3 separate regions of the Mus musculus genome follow, and regions 1 and 2 are each linked to region 3. The links are chromatin loops, found by intact Hi-C in ENCODE. Cell type or tissue: gastrocnemius. All regions are shown on one strand.

Region 1 (8,000 bases), 380 kb after region 3:
CTGGTCTCATGAAAAATAACCTAATTCTGGTGTGGTAAGGTTAGGTGGTACTCCTTATGGAACAGAGACAAGGTGGGCACAATCAGTATAAGCCATAATAGAGGCAGGATGGTAGGTAATGGATGTGTGTTAAGTCAATGAGTAGCCAACAAAGATGCAGTTTGGACTGTCTAGGGAGGAACGACACATGGATGTTAGGCATAAACATGAACCAAGTCGGGCAATACCTGGCCTCTCAGCTAGAACTGGTGTCCTAGGAGGACTTCTCAAAGCAAGCCTAGCGAATGAGAATTTCTCCACAGATCTCCAGAACTAACCACAAGTACAGCAGGAGGGAGAGAAAATGGAAATTTCCCAGGTAGTTCTTTCCCTTAACTGACAGGAGTCTCCAGAGATGTGAAAGCACTGAGCAGCAGCTCCTGGGGTACTGGCATGGGGCATCTCATCCATCCCTCTCCCACTCACTGCAGTGTTGCTCCAAGTTCAGGATTTGAAGGTACACCAATCAACTTCCTAATCAGCAGATTTAGCCAAAAAGCCTATAATGGCTGAAAGGGCCATGAGGATTCTACTGGAACCAACCTCTGTCAAAGTGATTAAGTCAAAAGAGACCTGGCACATATGGAGCATCAGAGCAGGACCATGATGCCTTGAGAGAGTCAGGGTTGATGATTTTTATTATGTCCTCGTGGAAAATTCTCTTAGGGCTGGCTCAAGGTTTACCATGTATGTGGGGAAAGGAGCAGGTGTCAGTATATACATGCACACATGATGTGCCTGTGTGAGGTCAGTAGATGACCCTGGGTGTTGGTGCTTAGGTCTCTTTCTCCTTTTTTTTAAGAAATGGGGCTTCTCATTGGTCTGGGGCTTCCTTCCCTCCTTCTTGTTAGGTCACCGTCAGCCTCACACGTTCCCTTTGTCTCCCCCAAATCAGGCCATCTCCTCTTTGCAGTTTTCTCTGTGTAGAGAGTTGAACAGGGTGCAGTGGCCTTCCAGTGCCTCACTCCATCTTCTGCCCCAAAGTTGTAAGTATAGTTCCACCTCCATATCCAGGCTAAAAACCACTTTGAACTAACTGCCTTGTGATTCACAGCATAGTGGGCTAGGTCACACACTGTGGAACTCCCCCAAACACCTTCAAACTACAAGCATGGGATTCCTTTTGTTTGCCTGGAACTGAAGGGTCCATGACTCCCTTCAGGACTCCTGTCATGCCCGTCAGCGGTGGCTGTCTCTAACTCAGCTCCTAGCTATATCCACATACAGAACATTAGGAAGTACCATGATAGCCTAGGCAAAGAACTGAAGACCAGAATGTAGGTATCTCCTGGGAAGCCTTGTAGCCCTGAGTTGTTACCGGTATATAGTGTTGTGTCCATGAGGTCACGACCTTATGAAATTAAGGGCAGACGCTCTGGCCTCCTTCACCAGCAGATGGCTGATAGAGACTAGCTGTTAAGGTTAGGGCAGAAGGTGCTATGCCCAACAAATGTGCTATCTGGCAAGTTTTAAAATAATAAAGCTGTCTAGTGATTTCCATCTGCAGAGCAAAGGTGGGCAGAGAAAGAGAAAAACCAGGGCAGTTGATGGCAGCTTGGCAAAACTAAGCCTGGATAGGCTGAGAGTGCGATCGCAGCTCCCGGCAAAGGCGGAAGCTGGCCATTCTTGGAGCTAAGTCGGTAGCGCGGTCTGTGGTCTGGGCAAAGGCAGAGGCATGTTTTAAAATGACATGCAACACGAATGTGCTAGCAGATGTCCCGGTCTAACCAGATTAAACTAAGGGAGCTGGTGATGGAATGTTTTCCTTTAAGTCCTGATGCTTCTTTTTCTCTTCCTCAGAAAAAGTTAAGAAGCATTTTCAGAGCCCTGGCAAGCATGTAGCCACTCCCCAGCTTGGAGCCAGTTGCCCAGGTTTTATCTCAGCTCAAAACTCAACACCTTTGCTGTCCTGGGTTATGCTAGAGCCTTGCCCTGAGAATGTCCCCTTGTCATAAGGCACACTGTTGATCCTTGTCCACAGAGGATTTTGGAGGGCTAGCCCTAGAAGAAGGGGCTTCTGAATCCCCCACAATGTTCCTTATCTGCCTCTCTTCCCAGAGCTCCCGGCTCTGGTCCAGCCACTTTCCCACATCAGTTGAAAATAACATAAGGACATAGCTCAGTTAATACAAAGGCATCCCATCACTGTATAACTGGGTGAGACCACCACACTTGTAACCTCTGCGCTGGGGAGGTAAAGGTTGGAGGATCAGAAGTTCAAGGCTGTCCTTGGTTATGGAGTCTAGCCTGGTATACACAAGACCTTATTCTGTACTTTTAATTTTTAAATGTTGCTATTGTTGTTTGAAATAAGACCTCTCTATGTAGCCCTGGCTGTCCTGTAACTTGCTATGTAGTCTAGGCTGACCTAGAATTCATGGAGATCCACCTGTGACTGCCTTCCGAGTACTGGGATTAAAGGTGTGCACTACCACACATGTCTGAAATTCTATTTTTTTTTAAAAAATAAAGCCATATATTATGCTAGATGTGGTGGTGTATACCTGTTACTTTCAGGATCTGGGACCTAAAGATCAGGGGTTCATGGCTAGCCTTGGCTAAACAGTAAATTTAACACTAGCCTGGGGCTATGTGAAACTGTGTCTCAAAAACCAACCAACCAACCAACCAACTCCATAGGAGAAATGGTTCAGTGGTTAAGAGCACTTGCTGCTCCTGCAGAGAGTTTAAGTTCAGCACCCAGCAACCTTATGGTGGGTGGTTCATAACCATCTGTAAGTCCAGTCCCAGGGGGATCCATTGTCTTTTGACCTCTGTAAAACACTATAAATAACAACACAACATAGATTTATTTACAGCTTTGTCAAAAATTAGAGAGCTATTTTCAGTTGGCCTCCTCCTTCCTCAAAATAGTGTTGCAATCTGTGAAAGGGTGGAACCAAAGCCAGAAAACACATCTACGTAGATTCAGCTAAGCTAGCAGATAAGTCATAAAATTCACAAATTTTGGGTTCTTGTTCCAGTTTTCTAGTGCCATGGAAAAGGGTCCTAGAGAGGTTTCTCTGTCATTGGTAAGGTATTTCTTGTATGGAATTGGAACTGAAAAGGACAATTAAAAAAAAAAATCCAATTTCTAGAGTGGTTATTACCCCACCATTTTTCTTGAGCATTACTTAATGTGAGGTTTGGCATGTTGTTTCATCTAGTTGACCATCCACTGCTAATTTTGTGTAGATTCTGTAAAGCCATGGAAAGCACATGAGAACGGAGAAAGACATGAAAAACTGTTATCCAATGCAAGGGGAGCTGATATCAAAACCTGTCCTGTGCCGCCATCTAGTGGCAGGATGCTGTGCTGGCAATGACGGTAAGACCCCTCTTTCTGAGTTGGGAAGGTGTATAGGTCACTTGCTTGCCTAGTATGTTGTTAGGCTGTTGGTCACTATGACAGAACATCTTAAAAATGGAGAGGATTTATTTTTGTCGGTGATTTCAGAGGTTTCATCCCCCAACTTCTGGCTCTCACACACATATCTATAAATGTACCTTCTGCCGTGACTTAGCTTTCATGTGTTTACCAACAGTACAGTCAAGAACCTCTTTCAAAAAGGTTTATTAATGTATCTTGTATTAAGCTCTTTAATTCTAGATTTTTTTGAAATGTGGATGAAAGGAACAATATTGTCCTTTATTGACTGTTGTGTTCGGCCAGCAGACCACAACCTGGGTTCTAGCCTGGAAAGGCATTTTGGAAACCTGGAAGAGAAGAGGGGCTAGGTGGCGAGAGAAAAGAATGTAGCCAAGACAGTTACTCTGATCAAGGCTCAAATTTTATTGTTGCGACACTAGTTATGAAGGAAGGGGGAGGGGACCCGATTCCCGCCGAATAATCTCTGGTCCAGTAGAAAGGTGCACGTGTGTGGCTCCTCAGGTTCCAGCAGTGGGCGTGGCAGAACGAATGAGCAGGAAGCTCCACCCCGAGCAAGCAGGTTTCAGGCTGGGGGAGGGGAGACTACATCTCCTCCCTATTATTAACAAAATAATAAAAAAAAAAAGAAAAGGCTGGCCTGAGGGGGAAAAATTATCTATGCTCAAATAGTTCTGCCTGGAATCTAGGGCTAAAGAAAAAACTTGCTTCACTGGGATTCTTTAACCTTTCTTATGGTAAACTGTATCTGGCTTAAGACTGTCCTTTCTAGTAAACAACTAACTGAAAGGCCTGGAGCTGCAGACTCTGACTTTATAATGCTAATTAGTACTTGGTAGGTAACTTTCTAGTTGAATTTTAAGTAGGGCGTTGGAACTCTGGCTAAGTTTGACTGAACGATGTGAAAATAGCACTAAGTTGATATTCCTCCGCATTTTTGGAAGATAGGTGGGAAACAGGGAGAAGGCGTTCGACCGGCTCTTTTATTTGGGTGGGAGGCAGTGAAGGGCTTGCCCTTTCAATAGTACGTCTCCAATCTCTCTCCCCCCTATTAATTAAGTTAAATAAGGCAACGCTTAACTGAGGTGATCAAATGATTTTCTCATCCGTAGATGAGTGGGCTTTTAACCTTGGCTTGGGTGGACATGGACCCGATTCCTCCCGTGGGTAAAACCCACACATGTGGCTCTCGGTACCTTTTGGGGAGGCGAGGTAGAGCCGGAAAATATTTTTTATTTTTAACCAAAATTTGGTACCAACCTCTTTCAAACCGGGTTTATCTCACAGGAAACTCAGAAATGGTCAAGCCGGACCTTCCCTTGCAGTAAGTATCTCTGCACCAAGCGGTGCCCATACTGAATTTGTACAATCACAAACCAGTATGCACAGTTTTGAGTGCTGTGCAGCTCCTAAAGGAGAATTATCAACCTCAGAATTAGCAAAGCCTAAGCAAGAATTATGTCGTTAGTAACACCACGATTTGTGGCTAAAATAGGAGCTGGAAGTCGTTTTTCCTCATCCCTGTTTTTTCCACAGCCTATTGAGCTAAGGACACCTTGCAGTAACAGCAAGGGTGAAAAGCCAGAGGTCAGCTAAGGGGCTAAGCCTGTCTATCAAAATAAAAACCAATCTTTATTAATATAGAAATATCTACTTTTCTAGCCCTCTTGGTAAACCTAATTTTTAACTCAGACTGAAAGCCACATGCTGGAAATGTCCTGAGACTGGGGGTAACAGCTGCCACCTGTGTGCTCTAGGGGGGCAGGGATGCACATCCACTGGTCCGCCTCGGGAATGTTGATTTACCTGCTTGAAAGACAAAATCTTGAAAGACAGTGAGAAAGTAGGAAAGCAGAACTTCTTTTGGGGAAGTCTAGGTACTTTATTCAAATGCAAATTGTAAAGCTGAGGCTAGTCTCCGGCCTCCTGTCGGGAGCTGGTTCAGAGAGTAGCTGGAGAACAGCTTTGAGAGCTGTTGCTCTCAGCTGAATTTTAAGCACAAAAGGAATTTTAGTCTTTAGAATGATACTTACCAGAAGAGTCAGAATCTGTGTTCATCTGACGAATTAATCTCTCTGGCAGCCCATTTTCTATCTTGAAAAAAAGCCTCTCTAATTTTTCCTGTCATTAAAGCTAACAGATACATGACCTTACCAACCAAGGCCACAGTAAGACTGACAGAGGCTCAGCTCTGGATACTGCCAATAAGCTGATGGGCTTTGCCTTCAGGCCTACAGAAGCTCAGACTCTGGCCACATGCAGTAGGTGGGATGTGGGTCTGGTGCTGAACAAGAGCCACAAAAGAGACCTCAGAACCCCAGCTTCTATACGTGCCCACAGATACCTCAAATTCCCATGGTGAGATCCACCAAAACCTCAACACATGAATTAGTTGCGGGGGTGGGGGAGGGCGGTGAGGAAGGCAGGCCAGCAGCAGGCTTAGATGCAGGCTCTAGCTTTGGGAATGACAAGCCATGCTCTGTGAAAAGGGCAACACTCCACAGCACTACTAGGCAGGGTCAAGTTGAGCAAGAAAGAGGAGGAAGGAAATGTTTGTTTTATTCATGACTCTTCTCATGTTGAATAATTTCTTTTTAATGACTGCGTTGTATGTGGAATCCACAAACAAATGCAAAATGCCACTAATCCCTTTACCAAATGCAGCTCCCTCTTCAGAACAAACTTTAAGGCCACAAGAACCCAGGTTGTGGTCTGCTGGCCGAACACAACAATTGACTACAGGACACACAGAGCCCGGTGACTTAGCAGCCTGATTGGATCTCTGTATAGCCCTGGCTGTCCTGGAACTCACTTTGTAGACCAGGCTGGCCTCGAACTCAGAAATCCACCTGCCTCTGCCTCCCGAGTGCTGGGATTAAAGGTGTGTGCCACCACGCCCGGCCGGATTTCTTTTAATAGCATATAAAAAGGACATTCACAATAGACCGCATGTATTTAGACCCTCAGGATTTTAAAAGGTTATAAAATTTGTATCTGTGGGGCATATCAAATATGATTACTAAATAAGAGGAGCCCATTTAACAATTGTTGTAAGCCAGATGTCACTGTAAAGATCTTAGAGCAAATATACGCTTAAATAAACATCAAGCCGCTTCAGATTTTATCCCTAAAGCAAAACAAACAAACAAACTTCATAAAAAACTACCAGTAAAATATCTTGGTCTATAAAACGTTTTGTTTTTTTGAAACTGTACTATGAGCAGACCAACACTTTAAGGAAAGCTTGTTGTAATAGAAATAAACAACTTGGTTCTTGTTTAAATTTTTATCTGAAATGCCATAAAGATAACTTTCTGGCCAATTACATATAAATTTCATCTTACTTAATGTTTATATTGTAGTGATTAAAAAAAAAAAACACCATAGCCAAAAGCAACTGGGGAAGAAAGTTCATTTCATCTTTTAGCTTGTACTCCTCCATCATTCAGGGAAGCAGAGCGGGAGCCTGGAGGCAGGAGCTGATGCAGAGGCCATGGAGGATGCTGCTTACTAGCCTGCTCCTCATGGCTTGCTCAGCCTGCCTTCTTACAGAACCAGGACCACCAGCCCAGGGATGGCACCACTCATAATGGGCTGGGCCCTCCTACACCAATCACTAACTTAGAAAGTGTACAGGCCTTTTGGTGAGGGCCTTCTCATTTTTTCCAACAAAGGTTCCCTCTTCCCAGATGACTCTACCTTGTGCCAAGTTGTTATAAACTTGCCAGCATAAATCTTTTCTCTTAATCTTTGATGAAAGATAAGGAAGTGAAGACCAAACAAAACTATATTTCCTGAGTTTAAGAATGCTAATAATGGGCTGGAGAAATGGCTCGGAGTTTGAACACATACTGCTCTTGCAAAGGATCTGAGTTTGATTTCTAATGCCCCTGCCGGGCAGCTCACAACTGCCTGTAACTTCAGCTCCAAGAAGTCCAACACCCTCTCTGGATGCTGCAGGCATCTGCAGGCACACATACAAACACCACACATCCATACTCACATGGTCATAAAAGCTAAGAACAAGCTTTCTATAATTTACTCTATGCTTACAGTTAGCATATACTTTCGCTTGTAGACTCCCAGATATTTATCAGCTGGTTAATATTTACTCATATTTACAGCTGTGCTGCAGACAACTGTGGATCTCATTATCGATGCAAACATGGCACATTCATTAAAAACGTAACATATGTGGGGTGTGAAAAGCTCAGGATTTTCGTTTTTTTGAAATTTGCAAGGTTTCTACACATTATCAAGATTTAAAGACTTTGTCTTTACGAATCTAATCTAATCAAGACCTACTAAGGAAAACAACATCCTGCTGCCAAGAAGTGAGCCCCTTGGGGCAAGTCTCCTTGGGCTCTATTGACTACCGCCATCAGAGCGTACAAATGAACCCACTTCATTAACAGGCCAGCCAAGTTCAGTTATTAGCTCTACTTAGAACAGTTTAATGTCGTCTTTACTAATAGGCCTTTACTTGGAAACAGGAAGATATATATTTTTTAAAACCAACTGCTACCTAAAATAAAGGATTGTTATCTTACAACCCAAGTGGAAATGTGTTACC
Region 2 (8,000 bases), 360 kb after region 3:
AGCTTCATCGGTACCTGGATCTGAATGATCGGGAGAAATAGCTGAGACAATGGTCGTTGCCCTTAACAACCTGATGAATGACATGTCAGCTCCTGTTACTTGCCCTCCCTGCTCCATCTTGTGAGTTTAGAGTATAAATCAAGAATACAAACTGGACCCAGGATGGAAGGCGTTTGGAAACCATCCTGGCTTTGGTCTACCAGTGGCATCGTTCTTTCACTCTCACTGGGGTCAAGAAAGATTACTGGAATAAGACTACATGTAGGAATCCTCGGTGACCAAAGGGTCCTCCTGATAGACTCAGGGCTCTTGTTTTCCCAAGGAGAACTGCTAATCAATTCAGTACCCACCATGGAGGAGAAGGATCACAGTGAACCCTGCTCAACCAGGCATTTGGAGAAAAATCATCTCACATGCTGCAGTCACCAGAGTTGTCTGTCCCTGTGTCTGTGTATTTTCGTTCTATGTGAGGATAAGGGGACACAAAACACCTTTACTTTCTCCCCAACCATTGAAGCATAAAAGGGAGAGGGGTAGGAACTACTCATAAGAGGAATTTGATAGGCTCTGAGTGAGTTCCCGTCCTCAGCATATTCTAAAAGAATTAACACCACCACTACACCTCTTGACAGTTGTCCTCTCCCGCACGTTCTTAGTCTTAGAGCGGAAGTGACTCATCCACCAACCACCCTAGTTAAGAAGGTTGCTTTGCCCCATCCCCAGAGTTCTGATTCAAAAGGGATCTGAGAGTTACACTTTTGAGGTTTCCCAGCTCACTCTGAGAGCCACGGTTCCAGGACCAGGACGAAGCAGAGCAGTAGAGTAATAACTCAGCATGTGTATCACTCAAGAGCCTGCTGTACCTACTGAAGTACAACACGATAACCTCCGTGGTTTGTCTAAGTCTTGAGAGTGTACCCGAAGCCAACTAAAGTACAAGGGGATGAAGCTTAGGTCATCCTCTGGGCAGTCTGGTTTGGATACAGATTAAAAAGGCACTCCTATTGAGAAGATGCCCCCATAAGATCTGACCGAAGGCAAGACTATAAGGCAGTCGTGGTATCAAATCTTAATGCTGTGACCCTTTTAATACAGCTCTTCATGTTGTGCTGATCCCCAACCATAAAATTACTTCCATTGCTACTTCATAATTGTAATTTTGTTACTGTTATGAATTATAACGTGGGTCGTATGGCCCCGGCCAAAGTGTTCTCCTTGAGGAATCAGCCATGCGACAGGCCTAGTGCAAAAGGAAGTTTATTGGGGGAAGGGAGTTAGGGAGCAGATCAAGGACCTGGAAATGGGTAGAGGCAGGGAAAGGGGGACAGAGAAGGACAGAAAGAGAGAGGAGAGGGGAGTATAGAAAGAGGGGAAGAGGCTAGTCGGAGACATATAGGAAGAGGAGGGAGGAGTAGATGGAGAGAGAGACATACACACAGAGAGACATAGAGAGACATGGGCACATAGAAAGATGGAAAGACAGAGAGATAGAGCTTGGTAATGAGTGGTCTTCTTATATGCCAGGCTCCTTGCTCCTGGTGCATACCTGGCAGGCAGCTGTTGCTAGGCAACTGTTGGGCAAAGCCTAGAGGAATTCTTAACAGTATCACCCTGGGCTGGGTCCTGGGTTCTATAAGAAAGCAAGTTGAGCAAATTGTGGGGGAGGAAGGAGCTAATAAGCAGCACCATGGCCTCTGTATCAGCTCCTGTGCCTTGTGTGAGTTCCTGCCCTGACTCCCTTCAATGATGGACTACGATGTGGAAGTGTAAACCAAATAAACCCATTCCACCCCAAGTTGCTTTGGTCATGGTGCTTATCACAGCAATAGAAACCCTAAATAAAACACCTCTACGGGATATTCTAATTTCTAATGTCTGCTTAGGAAATCTAACTGGAAAGGGGCTGGCACACTGTTGCCACTGTGGGGTGTCCCTGTACCTGGGCAGTGGTAGCAACCATGCCTAGCCTTTCAGCAAAATGGAAGGGACAGGGAGATGGAGTGGTTGAAGAGATGTGTCCCAAACCAGGCCCCAAGGACCTTGCCTTGTTTCTGCCCCTTTTGAGTTCACTTAGCATGGTGACCTGAGCCTGTCACCTGCTTCTACTCTCTGGTATAGGACAGAAGGTTCTTTGGTTCTCATTATCATCTCTCAAAGCTTAAGCTTCCCCTCTGGGATGCTTACTCTCAGAAGAACCCTCTCAGACCTGTCCCAGGGAGTTGCCTGCTACCTCTGGTGCTGGACCCCTAGGGTGTTCACAGTCCCCCTCTCCCAGTCTCTCAGGTATCCAGTCAGTTATTTTCAATTCAACACACACCCTTGCTCAAGACCTAGCCAGTTTTCATTTGACCCTGTTCTCCTAGGGTTCTGCCTTGCATTAACCATCATGACTCCTCTGTCCACTCTCATTCAGAGTGCATCCGGTCAAGGCAAGTGGGCACTCTCCCTCTCTCAGTGGGCACCAACATTTCTCTCTAGTCAATGGCTATTTGTACTTCCTCTATGGGTGTCTGTTTGCAGGCTCACACGAGATCCTCAGCAACAGAGAGCATCCTATCCTTACACCTGCTTAGCTTTCCCAGGCAGATTCTGGAAGGCTCTTCCCTCCATCTTAAAGGCTGCTTCGTACAGAGGTAGATGACATCTGTCTTACCTATGTAGACTGTCTTTCTACACAGGTGAGGATGGAAGTCTCACGGATAATCACTATCTACTAATTGACTATTACTTGTTTCTTGGCCACTGAACTCAAACATGAGGGCGTGATCCTGCTCTGAGGGACCTAAATCTGAACTTACACGCAGAGCTTCCCAAGGTTGTGTTGATGGCAGGTCCAGTTTGATATGAGGGCTCCTCAGTCACATGGTATTTTTTTTTAAACACTTAGAAAGGCACACAAACCAGAGCACATTTTGCTGTGCATTCACAACATAATATTTTTCAAAGGGAGAAATATATAGGTAGAACAAGTGTAAAACTGAGAAAATCCTATGAATAACTTTATCTATGTGAGTAACTTACGTCAGGGCTGACCTGGGCCACCTCCCCTGGCAATGGCATGTGCCTAATCAGTTTATGAGAACAGATGATCTGCTACCAAGCCGCCACAGAAACTGCTGTAGCTGCGAGTGCCTCCACCCACATCTGAAACAGGTGGCCAGACTGCTGTCCTTGACCCTGGCTTCCCTTCTGCCTGGCCCTTCCTCCTCTTCCCTCCAGGTGCTGCCCTGTATATTGACTTTTGAGGTTCTGTTCCTCATCCAAACCAGTGCCATTTCCTCTTCTGGTCCCACCCATCCTTCCCCTAGTTGAGAAAGTTCTCAGATTTCCCCTTGCTTGTCCACGATTGTCTGATGGGGGAGGAAAAAAAAGCGAGGGGACTTTATTATCTGAGCCATGGCCTTTAGGGTGTGACTCCCTCCCATCTGTCAGGCCTCACAAGGACAAGCACTCTTGCCAACCCAGAGGCTAAGTGCAGGACAGTGGGAACAGGGGGCATTTGAATAACTACACCTCCCCTTTTTTTCTTTCTACTGTCACAGGAGATCCTTCTTTTAAAAAGAGAAATTCAGCCTTGAAATGCAGACCCAGTGGGGAATTTGGAACTTAGTTCCAATAAAAGGAGAAGACTAGTCCTTCTTTGAAGGCCTGGCCATGACTTCAGGGGAGCCACATCCATATAGATGCGGCTCCAATAGTGCCCCCAAGAGAAGACTGACGTTGACTGAAGCATCCTAGACACAGGGAAATACAGACTTCATCTCCACAGGCTCTGCCCCTAATTTCTGACTCATTGGATCCTTATCAGCTGTCTTCTGGGTCAGCACACAGCAGAATGAGGAAGATTGTGAAGAGACTCAAGACCAGCAACAAGCCAAGACAGCTTCACATTTTGCAGTGGAAAAATTGCAAGTAGATGAAAGTTTAGAGAATGGGTTTAGAGAATGAGGTGAACCGTTGCCAGCTTGAATGAGGCTTCTCCGTTGCATGTCTGCCTTCCTTTTGCCCAGGATGTTTTTGTTGAGCATGAACAATTGCAGCAGGCAATAGCGACATCTGCTGTTCACAACTGCCTCAAACCTGACAAGGAGAAGACTGTGGCTCTCACCCTCCCAGCAGTTCCCTGCAGATTCCACAGAAACCAAGTGCTGCACTCCCCTGTAATCGTCCAAGGTGACATTGGGGATTTTATTTTTAACACAGAAAAAGCAGATAAGGCGTTTTCTTAGCTACTTACATATACTCAGTATAGCATTCTTGGACCAGAGGGACCCACCTCTCCTGTGACAGGGGGGCAGGGTTTAAACATTGTTATATAAGAATAGAACAGGAACGAATGCCTCACAGGTTGATGGGAGATTAAAACAGAAAATATACTTTGCAGGTTAAGGGTTGTGTTAGTTAAAAAGAAGTTTCTGTTTGTTGATGCTAAATCTTAGCTAAGTCGGTTTGCCCTGAGTTAAGTCCTTGCTAAATAAGTTTTCTACTTGTAATTAAGAGTAAGTTCCTGAAGCCGGGCGTGGTGGTACACGTCTTTAATCCCAGCACTCGGGAGGCAGAGGCAAGCGGATTTCTGAGTTGAGGCCAGCCTGGTCTATAAAGTGAGTTCCAGGATAGCCAGGGCTATAATACAGAGAAACCCTGTCTCCAAAAACAAAACAAAGCAAAGCAAAGCAAAGCAAAGCAAAGCAAAGCAAAGCAAAGCAAAGCAAAGCAAAGCAAAGCAAAGCAAAGCAAAGCAAAACAAAAAAAGAGTAAGTTCCTGTAGGTCAGGTCTGATGTAAACTGCTTGTGACCCCATTCTCGAGGTATCTACCCTTGCCTTTGTTTCTTCTCTTTTTTTTTTTTTTTTTCCATTTTTTATTAGGTATTTAACTCATTTACATTTCCAATGCTATACCAAAAGTCCCCCATATCCACCCACCCCCACTCCCCTGCCCACCCACTCCCCCTTTTTGGCCCTGGTATTCTCCTGTACTGGGGCATATAAAGTTTGCAAGTCCAATGGGCCTCTCTTTCCAGTGATGGCCGACTAGGCCATCTTTTGATATATATGCAGCTAGAGTCAAGAGCTCCGGGGTACTGGTTAGCTCATAATGTTGTTCCACCTATAGGGTTGCAGATCCCTTTAGCTCCTTGGCTACTTTCTCTAGCTCCTCCATTGGGAGCCCTATGATCCATCCATTAGCTGACTGTGAGCATCCACTTCTGTGTTTGCTGGGCCCCGGCATAGTCTCACAAGAGACAGCTACATCTGCGTCCTTTCAATAAAATCTTGCTAGTGTATGCAATGGTGTGTTTCTTCTCTTAAATTGTATCTTTTTTAAACAATGAATAACTACCTAACCTCTCTCCCCTGTGAATACCTCGTCTTTCTTATAAAAGGAACTTCAAGAGGAGTGGGTGCCTCAATTTATGGGGAGACAAGGCTGGCAAGTCCCAGGTGCACTCAAATACAGCTTACTCTAATTTGGACAATTGTGGATCTGATCCTTTCTTTCTTGCCAATCTCAGGATCAGCAGAGTACCAGACACTGTTAGCTTTTACTCTTTCCTTTTAATTTCAATTTCTCCTTATATAAGCTAAGATTTGGCTCTGGGTTCTACTCCCTGGTTAACAGCTGTTATACCCTTCCCCACCCCCATGCCTCAGAAGCCTTATGTGAAAAGCTACCAGCACTTTTAACTCTTGTTTGACTTCTTGAGGAAGCTACATTGGAATCAGCCACTGCTGTTTGGGCAGCAGGCACCAGCTACTTTAACATCACAGACTCTGTGCACTCTATGTGACTCTGACTTTTTTGCCCCAGTCCAGGGTAGAGGAGCACTCCTCCAAGGGGCCCCACAGAAGACCCATGATTAGTTCAAATAGGGTCTTTAATTTGCCTGAATCACTAGTCTGTGATTGGAGCCAACACTCTGGGTACTCCATTTCTAGCTGTGTAAGTGGGCTATTCAGCTCACTTTAGGAGTTCACTGGAAGACAGCCTCCTGTGTCTCCCAACAATTGCAACATTAGGCCAATAAAAGGCTTCTACAAAGTATCTTTCCCGCCTACTTTTTGTTAGTAGCATGTGCTGATGGGGCAACACAAGAGAAGACAGTGAGAGCATCAGCTGAATTATAGTCATGGTAAGAGGGCACTCGAGGGGCTGGAGAGATGGCTCTGATTGCTCTTTCAGAGGACCTGGGTTCAATTCTTAGCATTTACATGGCTGCCCACAACTGTCTGTAACTCCAGTTTTAGGGAATCTGACACCCTCTTTTGTACTCCTCAGGAACCGGATACAACAGATTATGGGAGAAGTAGAGAAGAGTGAAGCCAGAAAGCCCAGGCTGAAGACAGACCAAAGAATAGGAAGAGCCAGAGAAGACAATGGTGGGCTCCAGTTGATGGGATAATTCCAAGGATCTAACAAATCCTAGTGTTTAGTGCTTTCAGAACTCTGGACTAAGGGCTGGGCTCTTAGCTCCAGAAAGCTGTAACACTTGTTGCTGTAGGTCTGAGTACAGACAGGCACCACCTTCCACTGCTAGCTGCTGTCTGCTGCCTTGGTTCTTAGCTGCCAGTGTTAGGGTTACAATAGCCACCCAGAATAACAAATTCAGTTATAGTACTTAGAGCTTCAAGTCTCCAGCTTCCAAAGCATGAAGTGATGGGGTCTTAGCTCCCAGGGTTTGGAGTTATATCCTTTGAATCTGCCAGTTTGGTTCACAGGCCTTGGGCACTCAAGGGCCCGGGGTAGTCAATGTTGGAAGAACTTTTTATCTTCTATCCATGATTCTTATCTGGAGCCCAGTCAGTGTTTAGTAACTAGTTTTAGGAGAATACAATACAGCCAAAGTATTACACACAAATATACTAAATTAAGTTGATTCTTCCTAGCACTATGACAGTGTCAGCTCATCAATAAACTGCTGATACGCTGAAGTCTGCAATATACTTATGCACTGAATTATATTTTCCAAGAAGAAATGTAAGTCTTAAGTTCTTGTACCTATAACTATGCCATTCCTGGGAAATAGGGCATTTGTAAGTCACTAAATTAATATGAAGGTATTTTGAGCTCTCTGGAAAGGGGTAACTGAGAAACAGAAATGGGTGTCAGCACAGAACACCATGCAAACAAACATGAGGACAGGGGCTGGGACAATTCATCAATAACCTGAATAATATGAAAGATTACCAGCCAACTTCTAGAAGTGAGGAGACAGATCTGAAAAAGGTTCTGCCTCCAAAAGGAGCAACCAGGCTAAAGAGATAGAAGGCTCAGTAGGTCTTGAGTTCAATTCCTAGTAACCACAGAGTAGCTCGCAACCACCTATAATGTGATCTGATGCCCTCTTCTGGCATACAGGTGTACATGCAGATAGAATACTGATATACATAAAATAAGATAATCTTAAGGGGGCTGGACAGATGGCTCAGAGGTTAAGAGCACTGGCTGTTCTTCCAGATGTCCTGAGTTCAATTCCCAACAACCATATGGTGGCTCACAACCATCTATAATGTGATCTGATGCCCTCTTCTGGCATGCATGCATACATGCAAATAGACTACTTGTATACATAATATATATATATATATGTATATATATATGTGTGTATATATATATATATATATATATATATATATATATATCCCCCTCTATGTGTGTGAAGACATGAGAGAAGACAGAGTCATAGAGAGACAGAGAGACAGGAGACAGAGATTGATAGCGAAAGAGAGGGACACACAGCACAGACACAGAGGGAGGAGAGACAGAGACAAAGACATAGAGTCACACACAGAGAACATGGACACACACACACACACACACACTATAGTTACATCAAGGAAAGGCAACTAGAAAGTGACTTGTTTGAGAAGAAAATGACACCTGTTAATTTCTACAGCCTCTTAGATGATAACAGCAGCATCTTTGTGTTGGATAAGTGTTAATATCCATTGGACAGGTGGGGAAACAGAGGCTCACAGAAGTGAGGCAACTTAGCTGAAG
Region 3 (8,000 bases):
AGCTGTGTTGAGAAGGAAGCTGTGAGACCCAGGCCACTTTCGATGCATCGTTTCTTTTCTTCATCTTTTCTTCAGATGATACACTCGTTAGGCGTACTTTCTGGGTTTTATCTCAGAAATTTCCTGTGTCCTAAGAAATGTTTCCACCTAGGTAAACTGGGATAATTGGTCAACTTATAGATTAATCCCACAGATGACAAAATTATGATGTAAAAAGGACTCAGCTAAGCCCACAAACCTAGGAACTGGCTGTGTTCTCCCGCCTCCAAATCAGAGCTTCCCATCCTGGGATGGTCAGCACTCAGGGGGCCAAAGAAGGATCTCTAGATTAGCCTGGGATACATAGTGTGAGATCTTGTCTCACAAACAAAAACCAAAACAAGACAAAGCCAATAATGAGAAAAGCAAATAAAAGAAGATGACAATGTTTAGTTTCTAGGTGAAGTTACCGAGAAGCTCAGAATTACCAGTATTTCCTTCATTTGCAAATCCCTACAGGCCATCGAGGTGGCTCATCAGGTAAAGGCACTTGCTGCTGACATCTGACAGCCCGAGTTTAGTCCCAGGAACCCGAATGGTGGAAGGAGAGAACGCACTCCTACATGCTGTCCTCTAATTTCCATGTGTTCACCACTGCACACGCACACCCACACCCACACCTAACATGCACACAAAATACATACATAAGGAATAAGAAGATAAATGTAATAGAAATCCCTGAGATGGATAACTGTTTCTTTGTTTTTGAAATAGGGTTTCTTTGTATAGCCTTGACTGTCCTGAAACTAGCTCATAGACCAGGCTGGCTTCAAACTCAGAGATCTGCCTGCCTCTACCTCCTGAGTGTTGGGATTAAAGGTGTGCACCACCCATCATGGTAATTCATTTTTTTAAAAATATAGCATGTGAAAAAGGAATGTGCTTCATATTGAAAGGGCTTTATGTAGAATTAAGAAATGCAGAAAGTACTAGTTTAATTCAGTTAACTTAATATGCTTTGAGACCAGGTCTCAGTCTGTTACAGTCAGGTCTGAAATTGTGTAGCACAGGCTCTCTTGAACTAGCAGCAATCTTCCCTCTGCCCTACAAGTTCCAGGATTACAGGTATGACCCACTATACCTGGCTATAGAGTCCACCATTTGTCACTTGGTAGGATGCCTTGTTTCCTGTTTGTCTGTCCCATGTGGCTGGTCCCACAACAATTAGACCTCAGATCAAAACAATTCCGATGTGGTGGTTGGAATAGGTATGGCTCCCATAGATTCATGTGTTTGCATGCTTGGCCCACAGGGAAGTGTGGCCTTGTTGGAGGAAGTATGTCACCATGTAAGTGGGTGTGATGGTTTGTATATCCTTGGACCAGGGAGTGGCACCATCTGAAGGTGTGGCCTTGTTGGAATAGGTGTGACCTGGTTGGAATGGGTGTGTCACTGTGGGTGTGGGTATAAGATCCTCACCCTAGTTGCCTGGAAGTCAGTCTTCCACTAGCAGCCTTTGGATGAAGACATAGAACTCTCAGCTCCTCCTGCGCCATGCCTGCTGGGATACTGTCATGCTCTCACCTTGATGATAATGAACGGAACTTCTGACTGAACCTGTAAGCCAGCCCCAATTAAATGTTGTTTTTATAATACTTGCCTTGATCATGGTGTCTGTTCACAGCAGTAAAACCCTAACTAAGACAGTGGGCTTTGAGGCCTCCTCCTATGCTTAGGCTCTGCCTTGTGTGGAAGAGAACCTCCTCCTCACAGCCTGTGGAAGATAGACTCCTGTTTGTAGAACTCTTAGCTCATTCTCCAGCACCATGTCTGTCTGGATGCTGCCATGACTCCTACCATGATAATAATGGACTAAACCTCTGAAAGTATAAGCCAGCCCCAATTAAGTGTTTGCCTTTCTAAGAGTTGACTTGGTCATGGTATCTCTTCACAACAATAAAACCTAACTAAGACATCTAGTATCTCCAAAATAGAAGGACTGTTCAAAGTGGCCAGGCATGGCCAGGCAGAGAAGGGACAGCTCCACACCCACTTTCTGCTGCTCTCAATTGCCTGCTCATCCCCATCTATCTCTTGACTTCAAGACCCTATTTGTGCTCTGTCTTGGGTCCTTAGTGGTCTTTGTGCACAATAGAAAATGGAGTTTTTTCTAGCCCTGGAGGCTGGGTAGCATTTGGACAGTGGCCTTGTTGAAAAGTGTGGCCACAGCTGGGCATGGTAGCCCATGGCTTTAATTCCAGGACTAGGGAGGCAGAGACATGTAGATCTTGGAGTTTAAGGCCAGCTTAGTCTATAAAGTGAGTTCCAGGACAGTTAAGGCTACACAGAGAAACCCTGTCTCTGAAAGAAGAGATGGGGAGGAGAGGGAGGTAGGGGAGGAGAGGAGAATGGAGGGAAGGGGAGAGGAAGGGAGGGGAGGGGAGGGGAGAGGAGAAGAGAGAAGAAAGAAGAGATGAGAGTGGTCACAAACTCCACCCACATCACAGAACAACCAATCTGGAAGAGCAAACTTTGGTCTTGCACAGCAGCCTGAATGATGGAAGTTGAGGGTTTCTCTCTTCTAGACCTGCTGTCAAGTCAAGGGGAGGAGGAAGGTAAGAAAGCCTTCCCCAATGTAATTTTTGTGCTTCTGGTCCTTGCTGCTCTGGCAGGGCAGAGCAGGGGATGAATTCTTCGCATCCTAGCCCATGAGACTGCACAGCTGAGCCTCATCTGATCTCTTCTGAGAACTCTGTTCCCAAGCCTTAAGGAAGGATGGGCTAATGGTGCCCTAGCTTCAGGTGTAGCTGTGGAAACCCTACTCCATTCACCATTATAATTTGTGTTCAGGAGTGTGCTGGGATGGGCCCTAGTTCCAGGGATAGAGAGACACCAGGATGCTGGGAAGAGTCTGAGAGGGCTCCCATGGCACCCTAACAGGTCCACCAGCTTTTGACCCCAGTTAGGCAGGTCATCATTATGCTCCCATATATGGTCATCACTCATAGAAAACCGTGTCTTTTACCCAAATCTGTGACAGTTACCATGGCTCTTCCAATAATCACACGAGCTCCTATCATTTTTTTTTTAATTGGGTGCATGGAGACAGGTTGATGTCCGGAGGAGGCTGCCTATTTCAGATGTCCTCACTTGGCTGGGGATGAGCTGCTTGGTTGTAAGGAGGGTCTCTCCTGAGGGGGAGAGATGCCAAGGGTCCACGATGAGCATCCAGGGACTGGATGGCAATAAAGAAGAGTCATTTCAATGAAGAGGCGCAGAATGCAGACAGGGGAAGTCCACCCCTGTGACATTCAGTGCTCCACAGAGATAGGACATTGTGTAGCTCATGGGTGGAGCCCTGAGTTTAGCCTGTAAGTCAATGCTGCCCAGCCAGGATGACCATATGTGTCTCCATAGGGTGTAGCTAGGGTCAGGAAGCAACCAGAAGTGAGGTTTTGGCAGGCTGCAGGGCAGATGCAGCTCTAGGGAGCCAGGCAGGCATCTTCATTCCCCCAGAGGGTGAGTGGTGGGCTAGGAGAATGCTGAAGCCTGAGGTGACCCATCCTCCTTGCTGACAGCTCCAAGGAGACCCTTTCCAGTTAGGCCTCTTACACTTAGACACCTGTGTTTAAGAAAGAAAAAGTGTGTTGCACTGAAAAAAAAAAGAAAGAAAGAAAGAGAAAGAAAAGGCAAGAAAGAAGAGAAAAGAAAAAGGAACGAAAAAAAAGAAAAAGAAAGGCAGAGTAACCTCCAGGGCCACATCCCAGTACAGCTGCAGAGCTGACACAGGCTTTGTAGATAGAACAGCGCCCCCTTGTGTCATTTGATTTAACCAGGCCCTCTGTGAACACAATTTCTCACGTAAATTATGCGCAGGACCAGTATACGTCCACCAGATGTCGCAAATGTCTTAGTTATTATTGGGGCAAAGAGCATGTTATCAGCAATTGAGTATCCGGTGCCTCAGTAAATAAATACATTGTGGACAAGAACTTTCTCAAACTGGATCTTCAACCCCAGACTTTGAAGGTGGTGGAAGGGGGACCAAGGACTTAACCTTATCTTCAGGTTAAAAATGAGTTTGAGCTTAGGCTACATTGCACATGCCCGTAATCTCAGTGCTTGGAAGGCAGAGCTGAAAGGATCTAAAGTTTGAGCTACCCTGGTCTACATAGTGAGTATCAGGACTTCCAGGAATACACAGAGAAATTATGTCTTGAAAACAAACCAACCAACCAACCCAAAACATCATCATCAACATCAAAACTTCTAACATTCAAGAAGCAAAAAAAGGACCTGATCAACAAGAGGAAAGCCATGCCTACTGATGGAAACCCAGCCAACTTCCCAGGGCTAGTGACAACATGGGTCTTGAACCTACAATCACCACTTTACTAAATATTCTCTAAATACATTGTAACTGTTTTTCCTTATCGACGCAGAGGAATATAGTTCTCACCTCTCATCAAGGAAACTTCTCTTTGCAACAGATGAAGACCGTTACAGAAAACCACAACCAATCAAAATACAGAGTGTGGAGCCCAGTCTCAATGGATATCTATATCTATAAAACAACTCTCACACCTAAGGCTCAGGAATCATTGCAGAAGAGGGAACAGAAAGATTATAAGGGACAGAGGATCAGGGAGTTTTCTGCGAGATTGTGTTTCCTAGGAATGTCAGAAGCTAGACCACAGAGTCTCACCATCTTGATCACCTGAACATGAGCTGAACACAAACAATAACATGTATGTAATGTGGTGAATGAGGAGACCCAAGGGGCTCAGCCCTATACAAGGTCTGCAGACAACTAAGGAATGCTGAGAGCAGGAGAAACATATTCTCCAAGAGAAAGCACACCAACGAGTTATTCAACACCAAAAGGTTAGCCCTGAGAATACACACACACACACACACACACACACACACACACACACACACACACACACACATTCACATGCACACCCAGGGATAGGGTCCTGGACTTGGCCCCAACAGTGTACATTCAATGGTGGTAGGACTTGCCCGAGAACCACACCCCTTGCAAGGACACTGAGCATGTCCTGCTGTGTGCTCATTGTGTGAATTTATGTCCTATATCTTTTTCTATCTGCATTTCCTCACCTCTGTTCTCCCTGCTGCTCTGCTAAGCAGGACCTTCTATTCCCTGTAAACATGCTTTAATGATGGCATGGCATCTTTACAAGCAACTGCCTCTAATAAGAACTCAGCACTGGGGATACTCATTTTCTTTGGGTCCCAGTCTCCCCGAGGAAAGTTTATACTGTTAGACTTAGTCTTGTTTTGTGGACTGCTCCTCTCTCTGCTATACCATGCCCTCCCTGTGTTAAGGGAGCAGGCCCTGGTGTGTTGGTGTGCTGGTTCCTAGGGCTTTTATGTGTATTTTATTGCAGACTACGCCCCTCACAAGAGCGCTGAATCAGCACTGGGCACAGGGCAGGAAGGGGCAAGGCCTTCCTTTCCAGCCTCCTCCCTTTTCCCTTCCTGCTCCTTCAGAGGCCAGGCACAGGCCAACTGAACACAAAGGAGTACAATCAGTTATTTCTTACAGCAGTCAAGCCACAAAAACAACCCCCCCCCCCAAACCAACCTACAGAGGCAAGCCTAGGTCTACACCAGCTTAAAACCATAAACAACAAGGGCTCTTAATGACTCCCAGTGCAGATCTCTTCTATGGCTTGTACTGTGTTCAAAACTAGTTGATCTCATGACTCATGATCCTTCACACACACAGACACACAGACACACACACACTACAGTTTAGTACCTTTGACTAGTATGTATATTCAAATATCTTTACTTATTCAACAAACATTTGGTGCCTGTTTTTTTGTTTTTTTGTTTGTTTTTCCCCATAGGCATACTGGCTAGTTTTATGTCAGTTTGGCATAATTTAGAGTCATTCTGGAAGAAGGAATCCCAATTGAGAAAATGCCTCCACCAAACTGACCTGTGGGCAAGCCCATGGTGCATTTTCTTCATTGATGTTTGATGCAGGAGGGTGGGGTGGTGGTGCACACATTACTGTGGGTGGTACCACTGGTGGGCCTGGGTACTATAAGAGAACAGGAGTAAACAATAAGAAACAAGCAGTAAGAGGCGTCTCTCCATGGACTGTGTATCAGTTCTTATCTCCAGGTTCATGCCTTGAGTTCTTGCCCTGACAACCAGGGATGCTACTGAACATAAATCCCTTCTTCCCCAAGCTGCTTTTGGTCATGGTATTTTGTCAGAGCAATAGAAACCCTAAGACAATTGGCATTTTAAATAGCAAGAATCACATTACTTTTACATGTAGAATATGTTTTAGAGGGCACCAAGATTTTTGGTCTGCTGGGGTGTCTATCTGTTTGACTTGGGAGAGGTGCTCAGGGGATAGAAAGGCTCTGCAGCTGAGGCTCAGTTTTGCCATCTACAAAGTGTCACTGAAGAGGCGGGTCTGGAGAGAAACGAGATGCGATTCCTGTTTTTGGAAAGGGCGATGTTGGGTGTATGAAGGTAGTGTGGACATTACTGTAGGGAATGGAGTTGAGAAGAGGAACCAGAGGGAGAGTTACTGAGACGACTTTTAAGTGAGGATTGAACTCAGGATGGCCAGTGGCGATAAAGAAGAGTCCGGTGGAAGTTGAGCAAACCCAGTGATCTAGCTGTAGAACAGACTTCAGGGCAGCGAGCACAGTATTGGGTCCCATTCTCTGAGATCATTGGGAACCATCATAAGCAGTCTGTCTACTTCCTTTCAAAAGTTACTTGGAAGAAGTGAGGGTCTTACAGATTTGGGCTTGCTAAGGATCCTGAAGTGAGGCACCCTGTTACTAACAGCAGCTTGAATTTCTCTTACCCAAACAGCAAACAAGGGATGTCAGAGGTCAAGTTCATTTCTGCAAACTGGGCTTGAAAGGATGGTGGCACACCTCACCACCCCTGGTTTAAGAGCTCTGAGGCATGTGGGAGTCACTGTTGCTGTAGGGCTTAGCAACGATGTTGCCATGGCAGCAGTCTTTCCTGCCAGTGACTGTGCTTGAGACTTCAGTTGTGCTGTCAGTGTGTGTTATGTGATCATGGTTCATGAGGACTCTGAAGAAGGTGAGGACTACTCCAGGGGTTTTCTCCAAAGGTTCTGGATAGAAATTAGACTCCAGCCATGCTGACACCTTAGACCCTGCAGGTGCACATGAGTAGAAGGATCTAGCAGCTCAGAACTTCTCATGGGCATGATGTCAGGCACGGTGGCCTCCAAAGTTGGGGTTGCCTCTCAGAATCTTTTAGCAGAAAGGCCAGCCTGGATTGCTGGACATTCCTATTACCTACTTCATGATGGAGACTCCCAAGATGCTGGGAAACTCCACAGCAGAACCTGGTTCTCTTCCCAGGGAAGAATTCCCAGGCCCAGCAACATCTGACATTTGGTGAGGCAATAGCAGGAGATAGTGAGTGATAAAGGTGTGGTTAGGCATCAGGGAGATTCCCTTCCCTGGAGAGTGGGGGGGGGGGGGGGCTTTGGAAGGCAGTGGAGGGCAGTGAGGGGCAGTGGGGGCATTTTAACCCTGTTATGCAAGCACAATGAGAGAGAAGCTAAAAAGCTAGCCCAGATGGATAAGAGCAATGGGCTCAGGAAGTGGCCTCAGAGCTTGCTCTGGGACTGCTGTGGAGAATGCAGTGACCCTGTGCTCACAAATCTCACCTTAGGAAATCCTAACTGACTCATGGAGGGCTCAGGACCAAGAAGAGGGGTGGGTAATTAGGAGCTGAAGTAGCCCCTGTTCCTCCTAAGCCATTAGAGAGACCAAACCAAGCAGTAAGCTCCAAGTCCTGTTGACACAGGGCTTGAAGCATGTTCCTCAGAGGCCTCATATTAGAGTCCTTGACCCTGACTGTGCACTGTCTGTCATATCAAGTGCATCTTCCTTGTGCACTGGAAAGACAGCTGCTTGCTCTGTTTGGGTAAGAGAAATTCCAGCTGACTCCAGTAACAGGGGTGTCTTACTTCAGGAACCTTA

The links. Hi-C counts contacts between places; a loop is a spot of excess contacts. Peaks named below come from ENCODE experiments on the same cell type or tissue, not always from the same donor. Only the 100,000 strongest peaks of a DNase experiment are listed, where the experiment ranks them.
Region 1: it touches region 3 in a loop (9-fold over the local background); 20 of 42 quality-filtered maps call a loop at or near these places.
Region 2: it touches region 3 in a loop (11-fold over the local background); 35 of 42 quality-filtered maps call a loop at or near these places.

What each region holds. Positions count from the first base shown.
Region 1 is chr12:117,380,831-117,388,830 of GRCm38, reverse strand. No RefSeq gene overlaps it. Among named protein-coding and RNA genes, the nearest start is that of Gm5441, 48 kb to the right of the region's middle. In gastrocnemius, a CTCF peak has its summit at 3,346 (motif pointing left); DNase peaks (open chromatin) are centred at 1,630, 3,335 and 7,773.
Region 2 is chr12:117,399,764-117,407,763 of GRCm38, reverse strand. No RefSeq gene overlaps it. Among named protein-coding and RNA genes, the nearest start is that of Gm31482, 62 kb to the left of the region's middle. In gastrocnemius, a CTCF peak has its summit at 4,055 (motif pointing left); a DNase peak (open chromatin) is centred at 4,047; H3K27ac peaks cover 484 bases.
Region 3 is chr12:117,760,871-117,768,870 of GRCm38, reverse strand. No RefSeq gene overlaps it. Among named protein-coding and RNA genes, the nearest start is that of Cdca7l, 79 kb to the left of the region's middle. In gastrocnemius, a CTCF peak has its summit at 3,826 (motif pointing left); DNase peaks (open chromatin) are centred at 3,432 and 3,835; H3K27ac peaks cover 2,552 bases.